2 separate regions of the Homo sapiens genome follow, and region 2 is linked to region 1. A link is an interaction called in ENCODE POLR2A ChIA-PET data of the cell type or tissue named here. Cell type or tissue: Caco-2. All regions are shown on one strand.

What was found. Peaks named below come from ENCODE experiments on the same cell type or tissue, not always from the same donor. Only the 100,000 strongest peaks of a DNase experiment are listed, where the experiment ranks them.
Region 2: POLR2A ChIA-PET joins it to region 1 with 14 read pairs; 3 of 35 experiments call an interaction of 5 or more read pairs at or near these places.

The regions. Positions count from the first base shown.
Region 1 is chr14:90,046,399-90,051,398 of GRCh38, forward strand. It overlaps LOC124903406, which reads left to right and starts at 1,736. Exons shown (of 3, transcript XM_047432048.1): 1 at 1,736-1,782. The coding sequence starts at 1,736. In Caco-2, no CTCF peak of the experiment used is centred here; no DNase peak of the experiment used is centred here.
Region 2 is chr14:89,996,883-90,001,882 of GRCh38, forward strand. All of the region lies in intron 14 of TDP1 (tyrosyl-DNA phosphodiesterase 1), which reads left to right. Among named protein-coding and RNA genes, the nearest start is that of TDP1, 43 kb to the left of the region's middle. In Caco-2, no CTCF peak of the experiment used is centred here; no DNase peak of the experiment used is centred here.

The DNA of each region.
Region 1 (5,000 bases):
CTGATTTGGAAGGCTGTATTTTTCCACCTAACAGTAACAGCGAATGTTTCCTGAGTTCTTCCTGTGTTTCAGTGCCTGTGTCTAAGTGCTTTACACTTAATCTTCACATCAACCTCCTGAAAAATGTACCATTATTAGCCCTTTTTTTTTTTGAGATACAGTCTTGCTCTGTCACCCAGGCTGGAGTACAGTGGCACAATCTCGGCTCACTGCAACCTCCAGCCCCCAGGTTCAAGTGATTCTCCCAAGTAGCTGGGACTACAGGCACCTGCCACCATGCCCAGCTAATTTTTGTATTTTTAGTAGAGACGGGCTTTAGCCATGTTGGCCAGACTGGTCTTGAACTCCTGGTCTGCCTGCCTAGGCCTCCCAAAGTGCTGGGATTACAAGCATGAGCCACCACGCGCTGCCTTATTACACCTATTTTACAGATGAGGAAACTGAGGTTCAAGGGAGTTAAATAACTTAAAGTCCACGGTAAGCAATGGAACCAAGACTCTGCTGTCTCAAAAGTGCACACCTTCCTGCATTGCACTACACACAAGTTCAGCTTGGTTTTCCTGGATTCTTTAGTGGAAGTTATATAGTTATCCCTAATATAAATTAATACAGTATTACGTGATTTCCAGTGTGAATATGGTACTAACACCACATTATGCCTAGGTCAGATCCTCTTATAAAATCTTTGACAAATTTTCCAAGTTTAGTAGCCCACTTATTTCAAGCAAATCCAGGACAAAAGAATACCATAAACTGTACAATTTCTTACTGTGTTTCTATCAACTAGTAAGTTTGGTGGCCATTGCTTATATAATAGGATTCACACATCCAAAAAATGAGAGATCAAAGGTGGTCTGTGGCCATATGCCCCTGGGAATGTCAGCAATGACATGACCAAGGCCCACCTGGAGGCTGGTGATCAACTCAGCCTGGTCTGTGTCCACTGGTCCTTGAGCATTAACATTGGCCAGCAAGCACTGAGCGCTTTGTGCCAGGAACTCTTCTATGGGTTTTGTGTTTATTTAAATTTTCATAACCTTATCAAAGACATACCACCGTCATCTCCATTTACAGATAGAGAAATAACAGTTATTTTTGAAAAGTCGCATAGCTGGCAAGTGGTGGAGCTGGAATTTGAACCCAGGCATTTTAGCTCCAGGGTCATCCTATACTGCTGTGAGGATCCAGGCAGCAGATGTTCCCAAGGTCCAGCCAAGGGGCAGGCTTTGAGATATGGCTTGGCTGTGTCCCCACCCAAATCTCATCTTGAATTGTAGCTCCCATAATCCTCACATGTTGTGGGAGGGACCTGGTGGAAGATAACTGAATCATGGGGGTGGGTTTTTCCCATGCTCTTCTTGTAATAGTGAATAAGTCTCATGAGAACTAATGGTTTTATAAATGGGAGTTTCCCTGCACGTGCTCTCTTTCCTGCCACCATGTTAAGATGTGCCTTTGTTTCTCCACCATCCGCCATGATTATGAGGCCTCCCCAGCCACATGGAACTGTGAGTCCATTAAACCTCTTTTTCTTTATAAACTACCCAGTCTCGTATTTTTTCATAGTAGTATGAAAATGGACTAATACACTTGGCATACGTGATATGTAACTATATATACAAGACTGGGTACGCTTTCATCCACTGTAACAGCAAATCGTGGTTGACATGACAGAACCAACTAGCAGCACATAAAGTCACCCACTAAATGTCACATCAGTGTGCAGGACTGAGCCATGGAATTATTAAAGCCAGACCTACAAGTGGAGTGGGCTCCTTTCAGGTAAGAGCATAAAGGGCTGAACACTTGCACTGTTAAGTATGATCTATTAAATTTTCTGAAACCTACCGTTTTTGTTGACTCAGTAGATCTAAAGCACAGAGCTGGAGGAATGAGGCCAATGTCAGAAGAGAAGGCAGCATGGGAGATACCAGAGATGGGGAGGGCAAGAGGCAGCCCACACTAGCGGGTGGTGTGCAGAGCATGCAAGTCTTGGTGCAACTCCTGTCCCGTATTTCACAGAGTTCCAATCAAGTCTGTTTTAAAGCAGAATTCAATCGATGTGTATAAATTATATTTTATTCACAGTAGGCCTAGAAGGAGCTCCACAGTCTGACCAACTTTATGGTTCATGTATCTAAGGCACATGTTGCAGTGTCTCCTGTTCCCTTTGTAGGAAGGTTTTCAAAGAGCCCCTTGCTATTTTTTGTTGCTGTTGTTGTTAAAGAGATGGAGTCTTGCTCTGTCACCCAGGCTGGAGTGCTGTGTGGCACGATCATAACTCACTGTGGCCTCAAGCAGTCCTCCTGCCTCAGCCTCCGCAGTAGCTGGGATTATGGGCACAAGCCACCACACCTGGCGTCCATTGCTTTTATCAAGAACTGGAAGGCATCTGGACCAGTCACCTTTTTCATTATACAAAAAGAGAAGCTTAGAAAGGAACGGCAAAGGGGAAATTGCATGCATGGGGCATTTATTACGGGTAACTCAAATCGTAATTTATGATCATAGGTATATACATCTTCACACAATGGGGCAGGTGATACTATCTTAATTTTATTATATAGAGGGAAAAATAAGGTTCAGGGTTACACAGCTGGTTAATGAACAAGATCTGTGCCCCATCTGAGGTGCTAAGTCTATCCTAGCTAAGCCAATGCTATCCCTTTCTGGACCTGAGGACATAGATGATGCTACTGTGTGTGCCCTGGATGGCTGTTTGCTCATAGGTTCTTTAGAAATTAACAGTTAAACTGAATGCTGATTTTGTTCTCATATAATTGACATTACTAAAATTTAAAAGCCTCAAATGTTTGCTACTCAATATTTTATGAATATTTTTATGAAAGAATACATTAGGTTTCTTTTATAGTTACAAGAAACCAGGTTAATTAGATTTGTACAATGAAAGAGACTTTAACAAAAGTCTGGCAACTGTGCTGGAGCCAGGGAATCCCTAATGTAACAGACTGTCTCCAACTTTCAGCTCTGCTTTCCAGAATGTGGGCATCATTCATTCTCAAGCAAGCTCTCCATACTTGGAGGCCAAGATTCCCCCGTGGCACTAGGATCCCATCTTTCTTCCAGCTCCTTATTCCAGAGAAAATACTCAACAACCCCAGGAAAAGTCCCTGGACGCATGGGATTGGCCATCTTGAGTCACAAGTCCTTTCCTGATCCAATTACTCCAGATCCTGGGGCTGCCCCTGATGGGGAGGGAGGGAGGGAGCAGATGGGAAGTTCTCCAAAGGGAGATGGAAAATGCCTGATGTCTCCTCCACAGTGAGAAGCGTCCCTAGGTGACCTATTAATATTGCACCACAGAAACCTATGCCTCTTAAATAATTTGTGCAAACTTGTAGAATATATTGAAAAGCAAAAGGAAACCAAGTAGAGAAATATTTTTTAGTTTCTTGAAAAAGTCACATAAATTAGTGAACCCTTGTGTCCTACAACAGTGATTTTTTAAACTATGGGTCACAACCCTTTAATGAATCCTGAAATCAATTTAAGGGTCATGACCAGCACTTTTGTTTTTTGAACCAGGGTCAGCACCGTTGCCCAGTCTGGAGAGGGCAAAATCAATTTAAGAGTCATGACCAGCACTTTTTTTTTTCTTCCTTGATACAGGGTCAGCACTGTCCCCCAGGCTGGAGTGCAATGGTGCAATCATAACTCACTGCAGCCTTCACCTTCCAAGCTCAAGCAATTCTCCTGCCTCAGCCTCCGGAGTAACTGGGACTATAGGCACGTGCCACCACGCCCAGCTAATTTTTTTTTTTTTTTTTTTTTTTTTTTTTTTTTGTAGTGACAAGGTTTTGCCATATTGCCCAGGCTGGTCTGGAACTCCTGGAGTGAGCCACTGTGCCCGGCCATGACCAGCACTTTTTAATGAAAATATCTGTGTGTAGCACACAGTAGACTTATTTTTGCTTCAATTTACATATCGATGAGTGTGTTCCTTTCCAGGTTCCCTCGTTCATCCACCCTGAATGAAGACAGATACTCACCTGGTAATGGCCTGAGATCTGACTGAAGCCTGAGAGGTGACTCAGCCACAAGACACTCAGGGTTCATTAGAATTGTCTAGTCCCAGGTCTGCTTCCTCCAAGCGGTGAGACCTTGAGGCATTGCAGTAACGCCTCTTGAGTCTTCCTTTTCTCATTTTAAGGACAGGACTAATACCTGTCCTGCCCTGCCTCATGGGGTTGTAATAATGATCAAATGAAGTGGTGCTCTTGACCAGTGGCAAGAACTTCAGAAATGTGAGTTGTAACAATTTGTATTTGTTAGCAGTAAATAAAAGTGCTTGGAACCGGCAGCCTCTGGGGCAATTAAATATAGAAGATAAAACCCATGCCTTTTGGAAACTAGCATTCTTCCACAAATACTGCTTCCAGACTACTAAATGGAAGTTGTTTCTGGAAGATGGATAGATTTAAGAATCTTGGCCACGGAGCTCCTTTTTGCATCCCACAGAAAGGGGCTCTGCTCACAAGGAAGTCTTCCTCCCTAGACTGAGCCTCCCAGAAGCACACCCTGAACAACTCTGCAGAGCTGAGCAGCATACTTCCTGTCCTACAAGTACTGTTTTAGTGATACCTGCTGCCTCCCAGAGAGAAGTGGCAGCATCTCATTGGTGGGGTTGGGGGAATTAGGGAATGCATGTTAATGTGAACCCCAAGAGTGAGTTGATAGCTGGTGAAGAGGGAGAAGGTAGAGGTGAGGGCCTTTAGGTTGGCCGGCTGGGCTTGCCTTGCAGTCAGTAAAGCCCCCTCATGCAGAGCCATTCATCTCCTGTTGGGAACGCTGACCTTTTGGTTCAGATGCCTGATATAAACTCACTGATATGGGAGGGGAGGATCTGAATGGGTAGGAAGGAAACAGGGAAAGTTACTAGGACAGACAGATTCTAAGGCTTCTCTGAAAGGAAGGAAGGAGTTGTGATGTGCTACCGGGGAGGTCCAAGGGAGAAGGGCCTGGGCAGTGTGCACCACTGG
Region 2 (5,000 bases), 50 kb before region 1:
CCCTCCACTCAATGAGGAATAAGGCGGCAGAGTTGAGGCAGTTCTACCCATTACTCAGCAAATATGTATTGCCCGCTGTGGCAAGAATAGAGTAATTAAGATGAGGTTCTCACAGAATTTACATTGGCATGAAAGAGATTTACCAAAGAATTCATTGTATACATATTAGTTAATTGCACTTGTAATGCTTTTTGACTATTCTACATAGGTGGGTTTTTAGCCAAAACATCACTTCTGGAGCCTGGTGGCTTCCATAATGCCCTAGATTCCTGCATTGTCAGCGTTCTTTCCCTATTCACTGTGGTTGCTTGTGTAATTATCTGGCTTCCCCTCTAGACTCTGTGAGGCCAAGTCCATGCCTGTCTTGTTCAGCATACCCTGGTGACTGGCCAGGTGCCTGACATGTGGAGGCTGATGAAGCCTAGGATTGAAGTGGTAACCATGAAAGCACTGCCTAGACTGCATAATGGAACATGGGAGGGCCCTCAAAGGTGATTCCTGAGTTTGGGGTATGTAGATGGGGATTGTCACTGATATCAGTATAGAAGTCAGGGAATGGAACTGGCCTACCACAGTGGGATGATGGTGAATTTGATTGAAGATTGATTTATCATGGTGGAGACTTCAGGTGGAATTGTTTGTTGGAGATGAACTTAAAAGTTTGGTGTACATATAGTATGTTTTGGAGTTTTGGTTAGTACTGATTGTTAACACCGTAATCCTTTGCGACTTCCAGAGGAGAATATAGCGGATCAACGCCTGGGCATTGAGGAACATACAAGAAATACATATCAGGTGGGCTTTTCATGCCTACCAGGTGTTCCATTGCCAAACAAATGAATTGGATTCAAGCCATCCCTCCTGGGTTGAAGAGCAACTGGTCACACATTCTCCATTACATAATTTTTCTTCTACCTAAGAAAAATGTTTTATATATATATTCTATTTTGGGTATCAGATTTAACCATTTATCCAGCACATAACTACTGAGCACCTACTATGCACCACACACTTTTCTAGGTGCTAAGAATGCAATAAACAATAAAACATCTTGACTTTTATGTTCTGGTGCTGGGAATTACACAAAAAGCAAAGAAGTGTGTTTATGTATGCAAATGGTGGTAAGTGCTATAGAGAAAAAATAGAATGATAATTTAGGTGCACAATCCTTTATTCTAAATTCTTGGTACCAGATGTAGTTCAGTATTTGGATTTTAGAAAGATAATATGGTACCTATACTGTCTGTTAATATCCCTAGTGGTATCTGGACCAACACTTCATAATACAACATTTTGGAAGCAAAGATCACAGGTAGCCCCATGTCATCTTAGTTCAACTTTTGTTGCCCAATGAGTTAAGATCAAGTTTTGCTATCAAATGAAATGAGTTAAAAGCTTTATTTCAAATTTGGTTTAGGTTATTGTTTTTAAATTTTCAGAGCTAACATGTAGTTCTTAACCAGCAGTTCCAGGCACAGTTCCAAGCACATTATATATATATATATATATATATATATATATATATATATATATATATATATGTATGTATGTATGTATGTATATGTATATGTATATATATGTATATATTAATTCATGTAATTCTTATAGCCGTTCTACAGTGTATCCATTAATCCCCTTTTCAGATGGAAGAACTGAAGCACAGAGGTTAAACAATGTGCCCAAGAATCCAGAGTCCCCACCCTCAAACACTGTCCTGTAGGGTGTGAGTGCTCGGGTTGGGGAGGGAGGCTGCTCCTTAAGGAAGAAGGTCAGGGAAGGCCTTCTGACGTGGTGACATTCATGCAGAGACCTGAAAGAAGTAGGGGAAGAGCCATGTGGATGGGTTGCTGAGGGACGCGGGGTGGGGAGTGGGAATATGCTTACTGTGTTTGATTAACAGCAAAGTGAGTGTTACTGGAGTCAATAGGATGGGAGGGTAGGTGAGTTCAGAGCAGTAGTGGGTGGCCAGACTTTGCCTTTTTACCTGCTTTCAGATATTACCGTTTCTTTGATGTCTCCGGGGTTGCCTGAGGCCTTATTAGTCGTTGGTCTATGGAAAGCAGTTCAATGAATGTTATAATTTGAATTGATTGGAATAATTGAGTGCTTTTCTAAATGCTTGTTCCATGAGATTTTCTAGAATAAGATGTGGTTTTAAATAGTCGACTTCAGCTTATACTCAAATAGTGTGTCTCTCAACAGGGCACTATTGTTATTTTGGTCAAGATAATTTTTTGTTATACAAGATTGTCCCATGCATTATAAGTTATTTAATAACCTGGCCATCACATATTAACTGCCAAGTCCTAGTGAAAGCTGAAAAAAATGCCTTATACATTTCTAAATATTCCCTAGATTTTATGCTCTGGTGGACAATATCATCATCCTTGAGAATAAATTCGTTATGAACAACTGATATATCCTTTCATTTAATATATTTACTTGCTTTAGAATAGTGAGGCAGGATTGTAGAGAGCACTGTGGATTCTAGTCCAAATGAAGTGCTCATGCCCAGCAAATCTAATGCTCTGTCAGCAAAGTAGCAGACATACTAGTTTTAAGAATTGGATTTTAGCCAAAGGTAAATACATCAAAAGCTACGTAAATTTAACTTTTGATATTTTTCTACTTTATTATTACTGATCCGTATTAATGTTTGGGTTTGGAATGAATAACCCACTCCTCTTTATTAAGTACAATAAAATTAAAACAAATTCCCCAGAAAAAAATTATAGGAGTAATAAGCACAGAGAATTATAGGCAATATGAATTTTGACTTTTAACATGATAGACTTTAAAAAATAATCTAGAGCTGCATATCCAAAAAAGTATTATGATCACCCTTTGAAAGTAGGTGCTTTGGCCAAAAACATTGCCATTGCTCAAGTTTTCTTTCCACTCTTCCAAGTTCTTTCAAAATAAGTTGACATGACACATTAACAAATAAGTATTGTTTCTTAATAGACATTCTTTGTTTCCAGCCTTGCATTAGTTTTCTGTTGCTATGTAATATATGATCACAAACTATAAGGGGGCTTAAAACAATACAAATTTACTATCTCATGGTTCCCGTGGGTCAGGAGTCTGGGCGTGGATTAGCTGAGCCCTCTGCTCAGTGTCTCACCAGGCTAAAATCAAGGCGTCAACCCAGCTGTGCTCTCATCTGAAGCTTGGGAGTCCTCTTTCAAGCTCACGGTTGCTTGTGGCTGTAAGCCTGACGTTCCTGCTTTCTTGTTGGCTGTCAGCCCGGCGTTCTCGGCTCCTAGGTGCTGCCCGTGGTGGTCTGCTGCATTCCTCATGGGATGCTTCTTGGAGACCAGCAGGAGGATCTATCTCAGGAAGGACCCAACTCAGGCCCACCCAGGATTGTTTCCCTTTTGAGTAACTTAATTAATTGATAACCAAATTATGCAAGTGAAACTCTATCATATTCACAATTCTGGCTTATCCTCAAGGAAAGGGGATATACAGGCATGTGCACCAGGGGCCATCTTTCGATTCTGCTTTCCACAGACTTCACTGATGGAGTTCCGCTCTTATTGCCCAGGCTGAAGTGCAATGTCACGATCTCGGCTCACTGCAACCTCTGCCTCCTGGGTTCAAGCAATTCTCCTGCCTCAGCCTCCTGAGTAGCTGGGATTACAGGCATGCGCCACCAGACCACGGCTAATTTTGTATTTTTAGTAGAGATGGAGTTTCTCCATGTTGGTCAGGCTGGTCTTGAACTCCCGACCTCAGATGATCCGCCCACCTCGGCCCCCCAAAGTGCTGGGATTATAGGCATGAACTACTGCACCTGGCCCACTGATATTTCTTTCCTGGTTCGATTTACCCATCTTATTCTCCAATTTTGGCTGGAATTAATTTTTTACTGTTTCCAAAATTGGGGTTTGTTTTTTGTAGTTAAGCAAAAGTACCCTTGTACACACTCAAAAGACTGAACCTCTGGCTCCAAAGCTCTTTGAGAAGTTCTGTACTTTCTTGGAGCCAAAAGAGGCAGCTGTACTGGAGTAAGGGACCAACCCCGCAGCATGACTGCTTTGGAGAACCATATTTACTTGGGTATGTAGAGTTGTTAAAAATAATAGTCCTATAAAAGATTCATAGAATCACAAAAGATCTGATTTCCTAATCTTAAAAAATCTCATCCCCTTAGGAAATGTATTTCGTATGGTTCCTATTGGGTCTACGTAATATCTTATTGCCTGTTATGTCTCTACCCATCATAAGTAGAGGATGTTGACTTCCTGATCATTTGGACTTTGTTTCATCCAGTTGACATTTCACAAATGTGAAAACTGGCTACAGAAGGTCAGGAATTGGAATCTTATAAAAATGCTAGCCTTAATATAGTTTTTAATCTTCCCTTTTATTATTTTAAATATAAATCATAGTTTTCATTTCCTCTCTTTCATTATGTGTTGTGATTGAGGTTCTGACTGAAAACATTTTTCATAGATCCTGGGTCACGTTTTAGTATATGGTTGCCATAGTTACCACGTCACCAAGAATCATAAAATCTGCACCAAAACCTTTTTTAATGAAGTTTCTGTTGAACTATCTGCATTAGAAGTTTCCTTTTACTGTAGAGAAAAAATGAGTTTATAATTATCATGCTTCATTTCCTACCAGAATACTCATTGTGATCTTTGGTAATTATTCTTTAATGTTTGTGCCTTCTGGCAGATTGGCTAATATAGTGCCTAGTTCAGTACCTGGCCTGTAGTGGCTCAGAACTGAATGAATGGTATCCCCCTTAATCTAAATGCAGTTTATTTTCAGACTGCTTCTCAGGTTTTATTTTTTTCTGTACTGTCTACAATAACTATACTTTTCTTTCAACTTCTAATTCAAATGCTCCCCTTAAAGTGAAACTTTTTCTAGCTCAGCAGGCATAATTATTTTTTCCTTTGTGTTTTCATGGCGCCTTTTGCTTGGTCCTTTTTTCATCTTCCCAGTTTATTTTATTTATTTTTTAATTTTTTGAATATCTTCTCACT